Regions from separate parts of the Homo sapiens genome. Here region 1 is linked to region 2. A link is an interaction called in ENCODE POLR2A ChIA-PET data of the cell type or tissue named here. Cell type or tissue: B cell. All regions are shown on one strand. Each heading gives the region's core, and the rest is flanking DNA. Links, peaks and the distances in the headings are about the cores only.

Region 1 (2,771 bases), core at 1-2,500, 550 kb before region 2:
TTCTGCCCAGAAACGTATACCATAAACACAGTAACATGACAAACTGTGAAAAAGGCCTGATTTCCTCAATATGAAGAGTGCTCCCATGTATGAATTGATAAGGCTCAGGACACACCACCCCAAAATATGAATCAAGGAGACCGCCATAGGCCACCCAAATATGCCTCTTTGTCATAAGGATTATTTTGACCTGGTTATTTTGAGAAACTGCAGACATAAAAGATCTGAAAAATTATCCTTTGTAAGAGAAATTGGTATTTGTAAAGGAAATCTCCATTTGAAAGGATGTCTCCCTCTAAGACTCTGAATCAGCGGAGAAGCCTTCAACTTAAATCTGCGCAAGCTCGCTTCTGCTTTCCAGGGCTTGTCCTGGCCTTCTCACCTTAAAGGGGCCTTTCCCCACCCTCCTTACTTTGTTTCAGCAAACAATGATATTTAAGCCTGAAGTTTATACTCTTTTTTTTTTAAGATCGACTCGTTTCTTTGGGTCATCTCCCACGTATACAGGAGGGATAAATGTTTTTAAATTTCTGTTTGTTTTCTCTTGTGCATCTGTCTTTTGTTATAGGGAGTCCCGGCTAAGAATTATGAAGGACAGAGAGAAAATTCTTTTTCCTACCCTGCAGAATCAATAAGACAGACTGACAACTGCGCAGAAAAATAAGCAAGGCTATCAACAGACAGTCCCCAGTAAAACAAAAACAAACACTCACTAGTCTTAAATAGATGAGAAGCTCAATCTCACTTGTGGAAAAAATGAAAATTATGCAAGAGCTTCCCTTTTCTATCTATCAGACTCTGGCAAGGGGAAGAGGCTTTAAGTGCCTGCATGAGGCGGCGCTTAGTGTTTATATTTACTGTGTACTCTTAAGTCTTAGGGCCTTTTTGAATTTTATACCATGGGCATGTTTTGCCTTTTCAAAAATAAAGGTGTTTTAAGTGCAAGTATGCAGAAGTCCTAAGCAAAAGGGTTTGAAATGGAGAAGTTGCAGGTATTACCTCTTCTCCCATGGGGGCAGCTGCTCATTCACTCATGTCACTGACACTCCCTGAGCAACTGCAGTGCCTGGCATTGTTCTGGGCCCCGGGAAACGGCTGTGAAAAAGGCAAAGTCCCCAGCCTGGTGGCCCTCGTGTTCTGGCAGCGGGAGACAGACAATAAAGAAACGAGTCCCTATATGGTCTGTAGGTTATGACAGGTGACATCGAGGACTGGTAGGGAGGGGAGGTGAGGAGCACTGGGAGGGAGCTGGGTAGACTTTGCATGCTTTTTTTTTAGCATAGGTTGCTCAAGAAAGTCCTGAGCAAGACAGTGACATTTAAGCTGAGTCCTCAAAGAAATGGGGGAACCAGGCTGGGCGCGGTGGCTCACGCCTGTAATCCCAGCACTTTGGGAGGCCGAGGTGGGCGGATCACCTGAGGTCGGGAATTTGAGACCAGCCTGACCAACATGGAGAAATACCATCTCTACTAATAATACAAAATTAGCTGGGCGTGGTGGTGCCTGCCTGTAATCCCAGCTAGTTGGAAGTCTGAGGCAGGAGAATCGCTTGAACCTGGGAGGCGGAGGTTGCAGTGAGCCGAGATTGCGCCACTGCACTTCAGCCTGGGCGACAAGGGCAAAACTCCACCAAAAGAAGGAAAGGAAAGGAGGAAGGAGGGAGGAGGGAGGGGCCAGTCATGGAGCTATCTGGCCAAGGGGAAGCTGTTCTAAAGAGAGGAACCGCACATGCAAAGACGCAGCCACAGAGGTGAGGCTGGTATGCACCAGTAGCAGCAGGAAGGCCTGCCATGCCGCGATGCATGAGTAGGAGGGAAAAGGGGAGGAGGAGAGACCGAAGAGACAGTGCTGGGCCAAACAGAGTGGGATTTTGTACATCACTCCAGGGTCAGGGGGAAGCAGGGTCATGCCGTGGTGCAGTGCCCAGCACAGAACCCTGCACCTCTGTAAATGACTATTGGATTTGAATTTCAAATGCAACACCTCATCGTGTTAAGGGAAAACTCCCTTTACTATTTTTCCACTATTTTATGAAAACAGAGTGTTGAATCATGTTTTAAAATTGTCTGTTTCAATTATTAAAGCCTTTAAATATTTTCTCTTATTCCACGATAAATTACCTTAAGAACAAAGCTTATTTGGCCTTGGTGACTTTTCTTTAATGAGTTGTTTTATGCTGGTTGGTAAAATTTTATGAAGGACTTCTGCATCTATCATTACAAGTGCTATTGGTCTGTAATATTTTTGAGAAATGGGATTTTTCATGGTTCTAGGATACTCCATTTTAATAGGGTACCATAATCATCTAAGTTTCTGGGATTGAATACTAGAGAAGGGATTGCCTTAATTGTCTGTCTCTCTCTCTCTCCCTTTCACTCTCGTGTGTGAGTGCACGCGCATACACACACAAATGGGATCAAAAAATACATATATTTAAGACATAGATATATAGTGGGATTCAGATTTCTGTACCTGACCACCCACTTCCTCATATTCTGTAGAATTCATCTGGTCTCTCCCAAGGCCCCGTCTCAGGGATCATGGAACAAACTGCCTTTTGTCCCAGCTGCTGAATCAGGTCACACACAGCTGGCCGCTGGCCGTGCTCAGCCTCTCTCAGTTCCGTCTCTGCTTGCCCACCCCTCCCTGAGATGCGGTCTGGGTGTTTGGGAGACCAGGGGCCCCCATGGTACCCCTGACAGCAGAGGGAAGCACTTCTCAGGTCCAGGCGGTGACCATGATGCGGTGCCGAGAGCCCCGTGGGCCTCCAT
Region 2 (2,776 bases), core at 1-2,500:
TAGGGTCTTTATCCATGCAGTCAAATTAAAATGAGGTCACACTGGAGTTGTGTGGGCCCTAACCCAATGACTGGGGTCTTTATAAGAAAAGCAGACAGAGACGCTTGGGAATATAGCCATGTGCTGGCAGAGGCAGAGACTGCTGTGATACGTACACATGCCAAGAACGCGGAAGATTGTCAGCCACCGCCAGAAACTGGGAGAGGAAGAAAAGATCTTGCCTGCAGGGTTCAATGGGAACGTGGCCCTGCCAGCATCTTGGTTTCAGAGTTTTAGCTTCCAGAACTGAGAGAACAAATTTCGGTTGTTTTAAGCCACCGAGTTTGTGTTGGTTGTTTGTTACAGCCGTGGAGACCAAGCAGCCATGGGAAACTCACACACAAAGTTGAATTGAAACTGTTTCCAAGTTCTTTTATGTGACTCCCGTTCCCTCCCCTCCCTTCATCTTTCCTTCCTTCCTCTTTTTTTTTTTAAAACAAAACTAGGATTATATTACGACGATTGTTCTGCAAAAGGTTTTTTTTTTAATTTGATGACATATCAGTGACGTCTCCTTAGGTCAAATCATATAACACCTCTTTTCTCTTTAATTTTATACTATTTAATTTTGTATTTTGTATTGGAGAATTCCAATCATATGCAGAAATAGACAGAATAATGGAATGAGCCCACATGACTCTGTTACCCAGTGCCAATGAGGGGAGCCAATCTTGACTCCTGTCTACCCCAGATTGTTTTGACACAAATCTCAGGCTTCCTAGCATTTCATCTATAAATATTTCTGCATATCTATGGCTAAAGAGAAGAACTCTTTAAAATATCACAATTACCATTATCATATCATAAAATATTAACAATTAGAGAAAATCAAATATTGGCCAATATTGAGGTTCCCTTGGGCTCCTAAACACTGCTTCACGCTGGTTTATTCAAATCAGGACTCAAGTGAGGTCCCAGCCTGCACTTGGCTGGGGTCTCTGATGGTTCTCTGCGTCTGCACGTTTCATCCTTGTGTTTTTCGTTTTGAGATGGAATTCTGCTCTTGTTGCCCAGGCTGGAGTGCAGTGGCGTGATCTCAGCTCACTGCAACCTCTGCCTCCTGAGTTCAAGTGATTCTCCTACCTTAGCCTCCTGAGTAGCTGGGATTACAGGTGCCCGCCACCACGCCCGGCTAATTCTTATATTTTTAGTAGAGATGGGCTTTCACCATGTTGACAAGGCTGGTCTCGAACTGCTGACTTCAGGTGATCTGCCTGCCTTGGCCTCTCAAAGTGCTGGGATTACGGGCGTGAGCCACTGCGCCCGGCCCATTCTTGTGTTTTTGTTGTAGTTTACATGCTGGGGAGGCCGGGCTGTGTGTCCTACAGTTCCCACAGTCTAGTGATCATGTCCCCATGGTGTCATTCAACGTGTCTATTATCTCCAGTATTTCCTGTCAACTGGTGGGTGGGCCTAGAATGGAGGCTTGGTGCAACTCAGGAGATGTGTTTGGCTGCCTGACAGCGTAGGTGCATCATGGCTGATCAACCTTCCTCACGATTTACCCTGAGTTTGTTTCCAGTTTTTGAGTGCCTCAGCTTCAAGGTGGGCCATTCTGGGTCATGGCAATGTCCTGATCAGCAGCGGGCACGGGCCCACTTGGAGAGAAGAAGTGAGTGTGTGTTTGGGGTTGGGTAGAGGGATGGGGGCCGTACCAGAGTCTGTAGTTTCTGGAAACAGAGTGGACAATCCTGTTTTCAACAAAGGATACATTAAGTGCCATTTAGATTATGGAGCTGTGTGATTGGAATCAACCCGGGGCAGATTAGGCCCCCGGGCCCCTATGCATTCTTAAGGAGATGAGGGGGGTGCCCAGGTAAGCATCCCAGGTAGGAGTCTCCCAAATGCAGGGCGAGGAGTGGCAGCGTCCACGAGCTCAGTCACCAACCCAGGGACTCTGTTTCCTGACTGTCACGAGACTGGACTGAGGCAGAGCAAGCCCTCACTTACAATGTATTGGGTCCAGGGCTATGTCCCGGTGGCCTTGAAACACCGAAATGACCTGGAGATCTGGCTGAAGTCGGTTGAGAAGTGGATAGGAAATGAAAAGATAGAGACAGCAAGTATAGACACTCCTTCTAAAAGCTCGATGTTGGCAAATGAGGAAGGAGCAGGTGTATTTCCAATGCAAGGCCCAGAAAAGAGGTTATGTTTAAAGTGGAAACCCATGCTGAGATGTTTATGGGAGGAGCCAGCAAAGAGGGGAGGAGGATAGAGGATGGGAGGCCAGTGGATGGGAGGCTATGGGTGTGGGGGGAGTGGGGGTGGAGGGGGCTGTGACCGACACAGGTGGGACCCAGGAGAGAGTCAGGAGGACGGTTTCTAAGTGGTGGACGGAGTTCCTGCCTGTAGCTTGTAAATGGCTTTAAAAAAACAAAAAGGCTAGGCATGGTGGCTCACACCTGTAATCTTAGCACTGTAGGGGGCCGAGGCAGGTGGATCACTTGAGTCCAGGGGTTCAAGACCAGCCTGGGCAACATGGCAAAACCTTGTCTCAATTAAAAATACCAAAAAAAATAAAAAAATAAAAAATAAAAAGGCCTGGTGTGATGACACACACCTGTAGTCCTAGCTTCTCAGGAGGCTGAGGTGGGAGAATCAAATTGCTTGAGCCTGGGAGGCGGAGGTTGCAGTGCACCAAGATCACACCACTGCACTCCAGCCTGAGCAACAGAGCAAGACTCTGCCTCAAAAACGAAAAACAAAATTCTTATTTTATTGAGGTGAAATTCACATA

The links. Peaks named below come from ENCODE experiments on the same cell type or tissue, not always from the same donor. Only the 100,000 strongest peaks of a DNase experiment are listed, where the experiment ranks them.
Region 1: POLR2A ChIA-PET joins it to region 2 with 5 read pairs; 2 of 35 experiments call an interaction of 5 or more read pairs at or near these places.

What each region holds. Positions count from the first base shown.
Region 1 is chr16:83,842,158-83,844,928 of GRCh38, forward strand. No RefSeq gene overlaps it. Among named protein-coding and RNA genes, the nearest start is that of HSBP1, 36 kb to the left of the region's middle. RefSeq lists an enhancer at 1-157. In B cell, for the core only: no CTCF peak of the experiment used is centred there; DNase peaks (open chromatin) are centred at 1,074 and 1,744; H3K4me3 peaks cover 1,424 bases; H3K27ac peaks cover 2,188 bases.
Region 2 is chr16:84,391,455-84,394,230 of GRCh38, forward strand. The region is part of intron 1 of ATP2C2 (ATPase secretory pathway Ca2+ transporting 2); the gene reads left to right. Among named protein-coding and RNA genes, the nearest start is that of ATP2C2, 24 kb to the left of the region's middle. In B cell, for the core only: no CTCF peak of the experiment used is centred there; no DNase peak of the experiment used is centred there.